Linked DNA regions of Homo sapiens: region 1 is linked to region 2. Evidence: chromatin contacts called from ENCODE Hi-C or POLR2A ChIA-PET data. All regions are on one chromosome and are shown on one strand. The core of a region is the stretch at or near the end of the contact, and the rest is flanking DNA. Distances in the headings are between cores, read along the strand shown.

What was found. Hi-C counts contacts between places; a loop is a spot of excess contacts on that map. ChIA-PET counts read pairs that join two places held with the same protein, here RNA polymerase II (POLR2A). Pooled maps may share reads with other maps.
Region 1: a pooled map shows a loop between it and region 2 (5-fold over the local background). The contact joins the promoter of LINC01814 here to the enhancer-like site in region 2. A Hi-C loop is called at or near these places in 4 of 37 single-sample maps with no recorded cell type and 7 of 50 pooled maps. POLR2A ChIA-PET finds 5 or more read pairs at or near these places in 1 of 52 experiments (A673).

Annotation. Positions count from the first base shown.
Region 1 is chr2:8,580,546-8,586,495 of GRCh38, forward strand. It overlaps LINC01814 (long intergenic non-protein coding RNA 1814), which reads right to left and starts at 3,247. Exons shown (of 6, transcript NR_110257.1): 1 at 3,172-3,247. RefSeq lists a silencer at 3,138-3,507 and enhancers at 3,185-3,864, 3,865-4,543.
Region 2 is chr2:8,407,507-8,413,207 of GRCh38, forward strand. No RefSeq gene overlaps it. Among named protein-coding and RNA genes, the nearest start is that of LINC00299, 82 kb to the left of the region's middle. Within about 2 kb of position 1,410, at least 6 of the 41 ENCODE cell types and tissues checked have a DNase peak (open chromatin) inside an H3K27ac peak, as active enhancers do.

The DNA of each region.
Region 1 (5,950 bases), core at 1,997-4,496, 170 kb after region 2:
TCGAATGTTCCCCTAGAGGCATTGTCAAATATTTTCCATACGACAAAATAGGAAATTAGTACATGAAATGAGTGGTATATGGTACGATAGCATTATGGCTTATGTTGTTCTGTGACCATGTGACAATCAGGCATTTTTCACGAAGCTCCCTCGGGGAGCCCTTTGGTGACTGTGTCCAATCAGGCCCTGACCCTGAGGGGAGGTCCCACGGTCCTTCCTGCCCTTTAAGCATGAGAATGGAGCAGATGAGAACATCCTTACAGCCTTTCTTTCTGGGACAAGATTGCAGGTGACACAGGAGTAGATACGTGGGCAGCTGTGCCTGCCACTGCTGGAGCGAAAGGCCAGACCAGCAAGGGAGAATCTGCTGACGGACTGGAGGTGGGCAGAGCTGCTGAGGCAGGAAACACTGAGCTGCCCCAGGGTCACCGACATGGGGCTTGAGGGCTTCCTCCTAGGGAAGGGAGAAGGAAAGTCTCCCAAGGGCCATGACAGTGAGGAAAAGGGCCCCAGGAGGCCAGCTCCAGAGAGGACAGGGACTCTCAGCAGGGTGGGAGGGGCAGATGCCTGGGCAGATAGATTCTTCAGGTCTGAGGTTTCTTCTGGAAATTGCAGTGCCACTGCGTACAAGTCAGCAGCTGGGGGCATCCTCCATGATCTGGAAGCTGGGAGGAGCAGGGCAGGATGTGCGGAGAGACTGTTAGGAGGCCCCACCTCCCACAGGGAGCTCACTAGCTCTTCAAGCAAAGGGTGCACTGGCATCAGGACTTCCTGCAAGCAGGCAGGCAGCACACCAGGAGTGCGGGCACCACCCAGCACCCAGGCTGGTGAGACAGCGGCGGAGGCAGCCAGCAGGAGGGAACTCACCTTTCTTGAGTGTCCAGCAAGGCCGGCACTGTGCTAGGTGTGGAAGCTGAAGCCCCTGCACTGAGGATGGTGCAGCCCATGGGGAGGGCAAACACAGAAACAAACTTCCTACAGCCTGAGTGCAGCCTGGGCCCCTCCGCCTGCCACCTCCTGCAGGGGTTGGTGTTTTCACAGAGGGCTCAGCTGAAGTGTCCCTGAGGCACCTTCCAACCCTGCATCCTATGAGACTGCCTTATCAGCTCACCCTCTAGGATGAGGACATCCTGGCAGAGACACTGATAAGCCAAGGCCAAGGCCACAAAGGAAAGGGAGGGGCCGATGGAGGCCAGACCTGGAGATGTGGGAGCCAGGGCACAGGGCCCCAGCGCTAACTTTTGACCACTGTGGACACACACTTCAAGTGCATCACCTCAGCAGCACTGGTCCTGAGAACTCTGGGGAGATGGCAGGCAGTCCTCTGGCTTCCAGGGTCTACTCATACGCTAAGCTCAAGATTGCTGGAGCTCTGAAGGGGCTCTGTGCCACACTGCGGGCTCCTTCCACTGTTTCGGGCATAGCACTGAACCCCGAAGAAAGTTCCAGGCCTAGTTCTGGAACCTCTAGCACATCCCTGAATTTCTCAGAGCTTCAGTTTCTTCCACTGCTCTGCCAAGGGAAGGGAGTCACCTCGTCACCAAGGCATCGTCCAGGTCTGACACTCCATGACTGTGATTCCATTTGGTTTCTTTAAATCCCATTTTTACTTCTTGCTTTAGCACTAAAGCAAACTCCAGGCACTAAACTCAGGAGATGGGCCCATCTCTTTTGCCCCAAGTCCTAACACTCCAGAAAAGGCATCTGGAGCAGTCTGTTCCTTCTGATGCAAAATAAATCCACTGACACTCATCCTCCCTGGGCACCCAGGCCCAGAGCCCAGAGAACAGGCGGCTGCCTAGAGGCATCAAGGCCACCAGCCTCTTTCCCCCTCCACTGCCCTTTAAGTCCTTCCCTGGGCTTGGCTGAGGAGGCAGCAGGGAAAAGAGGCACAACTGCAGGAGAAAGGAGGAGGGCGGGTGGACGTGGCCAGACCCAGGAGGCTGCAGGGAGCTGGGACTCAGCACAGCAGCCTGGGAACTCCACTTTCAGCCTCGGCTAAAACCCCATGCCCAGAGTTCCTCAAAAAGCCCCTCAAGTCCCTCAAAGGCCCCAAAACATGCTGGGTGCTGAAGACAATGGCCTGCAAGCTTCACATGAGAAACTGAGACCCTCTGTCCCCACTCTTCCAGCAAGTTGAGGCCATTTTCTAGGAATGGTGAAGTCAAAGAAGCTGCTCTTTTCACATTACTCAGAAACACGCACTACCCCCAATCACAGATGCCAGCCATGCACAGGGGCCCGTTCTGAAGGCAGGGGCAGGTGCACCAGCCCAGGAGCCCAGAGAAACTACAGCCAGCGCTGCCTCGGCTTAGGGAACCTGCGGCCGGCTTCCTGGGTACAGCCATCGTAGGAAAGAGGGCCTTTCCTCAGCCAGCATCCCTGCCCCTTCCTCCACCACCTTCCCTCTGTGGGACTGCTCCCAGGCAGACCTGGGGCCTCAGCCAGCATGGGCAGGAACTCCCAGAGGACACGGGAAGGACTCCTGAGGTGCGGACTGGAGGTATGGGCGCCTTGCAGCACAGGGCCTAAGAGGAGAGAAGCAGCTCAGCCTCCCCAGGTGGAAGGAGGCACCCCTTTCCTTCCAGGACAGCAACCTGTTGGTTTGTCCCAGGCCTGGTCAGGTGGGGCGAGGCTGCTCCTGGCGAACTAGGGACTCCTCTGCCCAAGCCCCTTCTCAGGGGAGGAGACCGGCATCCTACACACCCATGTCCACCATCCATGAACATTTACTGATCTCTCAGTAAGTCCCAGACCCTGTGCTAGGGTCCCTGCGATCACGAGCTCATAGACCAGATAAGCGCAGAGAAAGTTGTAATTAAACTACCCAATGCAGAACAATGACCAGCCCAGGTCAGGATACAGACCCAGGGCCATGGCTTAAGCAGCAGAGGGCCTGGGGCGTGGGCGGGGGTGCAGGGGAGGGAAAGGTCCAGAGAGAGGGTGTGACCCTGCAGGTCCGGCATAGCCAGGCATGAGGGCACTCCAGGTGGGAATGTGCCGCCCCAACCCCGGGCACCCCCCGGGGAATCCGGCGCCCGGTGACACAGGCCGCCCTCTTTGAGGGCCTGGATTGAGGAAGTTGGGGTCAGAGCTCCAGACTGGAGTCCCTCTTGCTGAATTCCCCTTCCAGACATCAGAGGCAAAGAGGAACCCTCATTCAGAGACCACCTGCACCAGCGCTTCCGGGCTGGGTCAGAAAAACAGGTCGTCCTCGCCGCCCGCGCCGGCGCCTGCAGCAGGTTCCTCTTCTGGGAGCCAGCACGCAGCCAGAGCTCCAGGGAGGGGGGTGCACCCCGGGGGTGGGACCCACGGGGCGGGGCCAGGCGACACCTCGCCCACTGCCGTGACTATGCCCAGCCCCAGCCAAAGCCCGCCCACTGCCGCAGCATGCCACGCCCCCTCCCGGCCCGCCTCGCAGGGTCATGTTCAAGGTCCTGCCCACCGCTCCTCCCACAATCCAGCCTCAGGGAGGGCCTCCAGGCTCACCTTCCCAGCCTCATTCCGCACAGCTTGCTACTCTCCACACGCACCGCCTCCCGTCTCCAGGCATACCAGCCGACCTGTTGGTCGCCTCTTTTCAAGTCCCCCTCATTGCTTAAGACCTTTCATCATTCCTAGGCCTGTGTATAATCTTTCTCTCTTTTACACCCCCCGCCCCTACCCTGGCAATCAGGGCACACATCGAATCCTGCCGGCTACTTTAACAGCTTCAGGCAGACCCCCATGGTTTCCTCCCGGCGAGGCACTTTGAAGTCCTGAAGAAATAAGTGTGAGGTGGTATGAGAGGGGCTCCTCGGTGACTTCCACAGGCCTCCATATCAGGCCTTCCCCTGCAGAATTCCATGGACCTCTCGGGGGTCCAGGACTCCTTCACAGCAGGGAGGCCCCGAACAGGAACCTCGGGCCCTGCCTCGGGATCAGCGGGATCAGCGTTCCTCCGGGGCTGACTGGAGAACTTTCCTTTATCTGCAGGACCCGCTGGGGTCTCCCGGGCCTAGGCTTCCCTCGGAACTGCATCTCGAAGGGCAGCTCAGCTCGCACTCCGCGCACCTACTGTGTGCTCTCTAAGCTGGACACCAGGAAAGCTCTGCGACTCTGCTGTGAACTCTGGGGTCAGTGAGACCCCGGGGTCAAAAGCTGGCTCTGCCGCTCACCATGGCTGTGACCCTGAGAAAGTTGTCTAACTTCCCTGAGCTTCGGTTTCCTAAGCTGCAAAATGGGAACAGCAATCGTTGTCTGTCTTGCAGCCTTGTTACAATGGCCGAAGGAAAGAGCATGGCACGGAATGGGTTCTCAGTTAGAGGCTACAGAATACCCAGCTCCTCCTGCAGGTGAAGAGCACCAGCTCTGAGCCAAATGACCTGAGCTCACACACGGGCTCTGCCAGACACTGGTTGCATAACCTTGAACAAGTTTCCTCATCTTTCTGTGCCTCGGTTTTCTCATCTGTAGAATGGGCATAACATGGTGCAGTGTTTCTACTTGGGAGGGATAAAAATGGTCTGGAAGTTGATAGTGGTGACGGCTGCACAACCCTATGAATATAATTCACATCGCCAGGTTCTGATATGAATTATAAAATATAAATTATAAAAATGATAAGCTTTATATATTTTTCCACAATTTTTAAAAATATGCCAAGAAGCAATGGATTGTACACTTTCAATGGGTAAATTGTATAGTACGTTAATTTCTCTCACTATAACTGTTTTTAGAAAATGTTAAGAATGGAGATAATAATAATGTTACCTACCTCTAAGGGTCATTAGAGGAGAATGAATGAGTTCACACAGTGCTTAGAAGAGCTTACAATAGTGACCAGCACAGGATAAACCCTTAACTGGTGTTGACTGTCATATCAAATATACCTCATATGTCACTTCGTTTCATCTCTGAAACAACTCTACGGGTTAAAATGTATTTTTCCTTATTTTATGGGCAAGAAAATTGACAATCAGAAAAGTTAAGTCACTTTTTTTTTTTTTTTTTTTGAGACGGAGTCTCACTCTGTCGCCCAGGCTGGAGTGCAGTGGCGCGATCTCAGCTCACTGCAAGCTCCGCTTCCCGGGTTCACACCATTCTCCTGCCTCAGCCTCCTGAGTAGCTGGGACTACAGGCACCCCCCTCCACCACGCCCGGCTAATTTTGTTTTTGTAGTTTTAGTAGAGACGGGATTTCACCGTGTTAGCCAGGATGGTCTCGATCTCCTGACCTCGTGATCCACCCGCCTAAATGCTGGGATTACAGGTGTGAGCCACTGCGCCTGGCCAAGTTAAGCCACCCATGTGGAAGTTGCAGAGCCAGGATTCAAACCCCAATTACGTCTGATGCCACAGTTAGTCCAGGTCTTGGGGAAGATGTTGAGAAGATGGTATGTCGCTGTCTTACCTGGCTGAGTAGCCACAAGCAACAAGCCAAAGGGCACCCTGAGGGGAGAACACTGTGGCTCTCAGTGGCCGCCTCGGGAGAAACAGCAGCAGCTACACCTGCAGGTGGGGGGTGGGGAAAGAGGCTGCGGTAGGCAAGCGAGTGGTGGAGATGGGGGAGGATGCAACTTCCCTGATCCATTTAGAACTGAAACGTCCCACTCACTAGTGCCACCAGCTCCCACTATAGCCAGTGCACCTGACATGCAACAAGAGCTTGAAACCGCGTCACCTTCCTGAGGAAACAGAAGCATGACGGGGTTTGGGGATCGGTGAGAGTCTGGGTTTTCTGGGGCCTTTTTCATTTTGTTTGAGGATCCTTTTTAAATTGTTATTATTCGACCCACTCAGAAATGCCTGAACTTTCCGCTTCCAAGTTGGCTGGAAATCACCTCACAGGGACGTTGCTAAGTGAAAATTAAAGTTCTTGACATTTGAGATGTCATCCTGCTCAGACACGAAAGAAAAGGTCACCAGTGTAAAGGGTAACCCATGAGTGGTGAGGTTCCCACAGCAACACC
Region 2 (5,701 bases), core at 160-2,659:
GCGTTTCCAGAAGAGATTAGCATTTGAATCAGTGTACTGAGTAAGGAACACCAATCCTCATCAATGTGAGTGTCATCATCTATCCAATGAATAGAGTAAAAGGTGAAGGAAGGGTGAGTTCACTCCCTCTGCTTGAGCTGGGACATCCTTCTACTCTTGCCTCCTGACATTGAAACTTCTCGTTCTCTGGCCTTCAGACTTGAACTAAATTCCCCACCAGCTTTCATGGTTCCCCAGCTTGCAAAGGGCAGGTCACAGGACGTCTGGACCTCCACAACCCTGGGAGCCATTAACATTGTAAACCTCCCACGTGTCTATCTCTATATGTCCTACAGGTTACGTTTCGCTTAGAGAACCCTGACTAATACTGTATACTTCCCAATGCCTACTTTAATCCTCAAAAGAAAGCTGAATCTGATTCACACAGTTTTATTCAATAAAGATCTCGATGACAATGTCAATTCAGGTGATTGGAACAGTTAAAACTGAGCCAAAATGCTGTGTGACACTAAAAATCCAGAAAAATTTACAGAAAAAAAGTTATTTGTTATTATTTATTTATATTTATTTTATTTTATTTTTGAGATGGAGTATCACTTCCATTGCACAGCTGGAGTGCAGTGGCACAATCTCCGCTCACCGCAACCTCCACCTCCTGGGTTCAAGCGATTCTCCTTCCTCAACCTCCCCAATAGCTGGGATTACAGGCTTGTGCCACCACGCCCAGCTAATTTTTTTGTATTTTTAGTAGAGACAGGGTTTCACCATGTTGGCCAGGCTGGTCTCAAACTCCTGACCTCAGGTGATCCACCCACCTCAGCTTCTCAAAGTGCTAGGATTACAGCTGTGAGCCACTGCGCCCGACCAGCAAAAAGTTATTCTTACTCTGTTTTTCAATGCTACTCTATACCAAGCTGTAATGGGTATACATACATAGATTATAAAGCAATGAGACCCCTTGTTTATGTCCCACAGTGATGCCCAAGTTATCTGCGATATGCTATATTCATTGGTTAATGTGAGTACTTGGGGAGTTTCTAATATAACCTTTAATGTGTGTGAACAAATTGCCAATAAATCCCAGAATAGACTTTAAGAAGTCAGCATGATTTTTCCCTGTTAGATATCATCTTTAAAAAGGGTAGGAGAAAGTTGTCTGGAAAAAAAAAAAAAAAAAAACTTCAGCATGTAAATTAATTTTAAAATGGGCATGGTAGTTTTACATTTTGAAGATAAGAAGATTAACCAGAAGGAACTGAGAGAGAAAATTATCAAACCTGAATGGGGAAAAATGCCTGAAAAAATATAGCTGTGAAGAGAGCTGAGTCATTTGTGATAGAATTTTAAGGCCCTGCAAAAGTCCCGAACATGGTCACAAGTGGTTTACATAAATCCATGTGCCCTCTTCTTCGAGCCAATCAACTGCTCTCCAGCCCTGCGGCGAGTGGCATCGCTAGGATGAGTCAATGACACTGTCACACAGTAGAAAACACAGCCTCCTTCCATCTCCATGATGTGCTTTCTCACAACTTCATTAAACTGAACCAGAAATCACATCAGACAACATGGAAGAGTCATGGGATGACTTTTGACATGAGATTGAGAGACAGGTGGGTGAGACTTCAAGAAAAATGACACAAAGATAAGACAGTTTCAGATTCAAGATGATCTTACACTTCTGAAAACCCAAACATCAACGTCTTAGGGCCAGAAAGTAAAACTTCTAATGAATAGGATGTGAAAGTCGCCAGGCAGACTCCTTGCATTTCACCATGACACTAAATGAAAGCACAGAAAGTCCAGAAGCTAAATGAATGTGTAAGATTTCTCAGACAAGATCTCTGGGGTCGCTCTAATTATAACACCCAAATGTTGTTAGCAACAATAGAAAGAGCAATTTAGATATGTGATTTGGTGATTGTTTAAAATACATTTGGGGCTCTTTTGAGAGTTCTGAAATTTCCATAGCAGCTGCGTACTTCAGACCTGGTGGCATTTGGGGAAACACTTGTCAAATCCATACTTGGAGCCCAGGCTGCCTGGTGAAAACGGATTTTTTTCCCTATTGTTAAGTGAAAATTCCATGAGCAAAATATTCTTACATTGTGCCCAGTAGAAATGTACCTTTCCACTGAAAATATTACCCTAATGAGCTTGCTTGTAATGTTCACACTGGAAATAACAGAAACATGCAGGCCCTCCCTGTCTTTTTCTCTTCTATGACCTTCTCCTCCACTTTACTGACAGAGTATGAGTAAGCTGGCAGAAAATCAACAGGGACAAAGGGAACTACTGGCCTCTTGGTTACAGAGGGCCCTTTCGATACCATCCTACATCTACAATACACCACCAGTTTCCTCCTCCATGATGTGACGTTCTTTAAGGAATAGTTTAGAAGGGCCTGACTTAGAACTATGCCAACAGCTCTTGGCACCACTTATTTGCAGACTCTGGCCCAACTGGCTGAAATCAGTCTTTGCTAATTTATCAGCCAGCACAGGTCTCAGCTGCAGTTTTCAGCTTTGATCAAAGCTGAAGCCCATATCATCGTAACATCATGTGTGAGTCTGGGTCTGGATCAGCAGTGGCTGGGAAGACTAAGGAGAAGCACAGAAGGGACCCAGAGTATGGCTGGGCCACCTGCTCCCCTCATTAGGATGGGATGAAATAGTGCAGCTGATTGGCCCAGGGAGAAGGGGGTGTGGGCTGGAGATGGAACAGAGGAGGGTTAGAGAGGGGCTCCCAGGAGGCTGGAATTCTATCTCACCGGCTGCCATCTATTAACCTTGACTAAAGACCTGGCACTGGCCTTGGCACTTACAGATGGTTAGGAACCCAGCCCTCGAGGACTCAGAGACCAGAGACCGCTAGTTCTAATATAGGTCAGACCTGTAAATGCATGAATGGGGAAGAAATAATCAACAATGGGACTACAGAGAAACAAAGAAATATCAGAAGGACAGACTACAAGGATAGTTTAGCCGCAAATTCACCCAAAAACAGGGAAAATTAGAGGAGGAAAAAAGGTTCCAGGACCTTTTTTCCCTTCATTCGAATCCACTTATTAAGCACCTACTAATGCAACCATTTATTAAGCACCTTCTACATGCAAGACACACAAATATTAATAGATAGAGTTCCAGCCCTCCGGGACTTCAAGACACAAACACAAACAACTGTGGAAAAGATTGCATGGTAATAAGATATTTCCCTGTGCAAAGTACTGTGAGTGAGAGACCCTGTCTGGGGGAGGATCTGGAGAGCTTCCAGGAGAAGTTGCCATTCACAATGAGCCTTCCAAGGTGAGTAGGGCTTCAACTTGCCAAGATGGGAGGTTAGCTTTGGCTCAACTCTTGTAAGCCTGAAGTTAACAATGCCAGGTGCAGAGCTTTCTTCCCTTTCCTGGAGGTTTGAAGGGGGAGGCTCACAGCCTGCAGGCAGCATGGCCTGCATTCTCTTACGAGATGTATCTCTTTGAGATACGGCTCCTTGCCCTGCAGAAAAGTGCAGCAGTTAACTGGAGCAGCAAGGAGACCCGGAATTCTGGGAGACCACCGGGCAAAACAGAGGCTGACCCAACCCAGTGGCTCCCGTACCACAACTGCCCCATGGATTTCAGTTCAATTACAGGCTTCTCAACCTCCCTCTCTCAGTCCTCCTGTAAATGGCCCACACTGTGTCCCACCCACCGCTCTTCTTAACAGGCTGTGCAACCTCAGGCAGCTGCTTGAACTGCTCTGTCTCAAATTCATCCTCTGTAAAATGGAGACCATTAAAACCAGAATCTCATAGGGTCCCACTGAAGAGTCAATGGAGTAGTGCTTAGTACAGGATTTAGCCCAGAGCGAGCTCTCAGGAACTTTTGTTATATTTAATGATCATTTTGTACCTACGTGATCTCCACCACACCCACGACTTCGCCATACCCCCACATCCGCATCTGCAGCTCTCTTCTCTTCCCCATGGCCTGCCCTAGAAGTCTGACAGCCTTATGGGCATCACCCCAAAATTACAACGAACACCTCTAACTTTTCAGACTCCTCAAATTAATCGTCTTTCCTCAACTGTGCCTCCTTCTTCCTTGATCTCGGGGATGACATCAGCACGCAATGCTTCCCCAAAAAAGAACTCAGACACCAGCAAAGACTCGCCCTCTCATTTCATCCAATAAATAGATCTGATTTACTAGAACCTCTTGGCTGGATAATCTCCTTCCCCTTCCCAATACCATCTGGGGACTCGTTCTCACCTGCCCAGCCCCAGTGCCCCCAGGCTGGGGTCCCCAGAATGTCTCGCACACGATGGCCGACACACACGTCTGATCATGTCCATGTCCTGGTGAGAGCCACCCTGGCCCTCCATGGCTTTCCAGATAAGGCCTGTGCTGCGGTCGGCACCTGAGGCCCTCCCGGTCTCTCCTGCTTTTCTAGCCAGGCCTCCATAAATGTCGGCCTCACATTTAGTAAAGCATGATGGGTTCTCCATGAATAACTAGAATGGATGAATGAATGAACCTGCCACTTGGTGCCCTGAAAGAACCATTCCTCTGGCCATTCTGAACTATTAATATTTCCAATTCCCTCAACGTGGCACCCTTGAAGACAGGCCTGTGCCTGCTGCATACCCAGGCTAGCTGGCTCCCTGCTGGATTGTCTGCTTCCCAGGCCCTTCCCAGGTGGAGATGGTGGCCCTCGGTGCCTTCACGGTGCTTCAGATCTGTCTCCCCACTTGGGAAGTTATTCCCTCGGCATCAGCTTATTGCTGGTCTTCCCACTAATCTCAGAGTTTCCTAAAGTCAGGAATGACGTCATATTTGTCTAGGAGTCTCTGAGCACTGCCCGGTCTAACACCACGTTCTGTTAATGATTTATTAACCTGCGAAGGAATGGGCCACATGCCAATTGTGTCATACAAACAACACAAGCGAAGACATCAGTGTGGCATCTGTCTTTTTCCTTTTGGCTTTATTTCCATAGGGCTTTCCAGTACATGCCCCATTCTGTCTTATGAGAAGAGAATGGACCTTGAGGGCTTTTTTTCCCCTTCCTTTTTCTGCCAGACGCACTTCCTGCTGCATTGAGAGACTTTTGGAAGGTTCGCCTTTCCCTCAAATTTCTCATGATGTTGAAGAACTATAATCGCCACTGAATGGTCCAGTTTAGCACAGAGAAAGCCAACCAACATTCACCAGCAGACTTTAAATGCTGACAGTTGAAACAGCCAAGAAAAGTTCATTAAGTGCTAAGCAAGAAAAAGAGCAAGAAAATGAGACAGAATCGCTCCCTGGGGCATTGCAAAAGCAGGCCTTTGTGAGGAAACATTCCTGAAGGAATCTGGGGAAATGACATTGTAAAACTGCAACAGACGGCAGGATAGGACAACAGGCTCCCAAATAACTGCATGGCACCACACCAATGCTCCTTGTGGAGGGAGAGCACATCACAGAGCCCCTTGAGAGGCAGGCTGGAGAAGGCTGCCCCAGCACACCCGAACATCAAGGCGTTTTCAAACTTCTCAATTTTCTTTTCTTTTCTTTTTGTTTTGTTTTGTTTTGGAGACACAGTCTCTCTCTGTCACCCAGGGTGCAGTGCAGTGGTGCCATCTCAGCTCACTGCAATCTGCCTCCCGGGTTCAAGCAATTCTCATGCCTCAGCCTCCCAAGTAGCTGGGACTACAGGCACACCACCACACTCAGCTAATT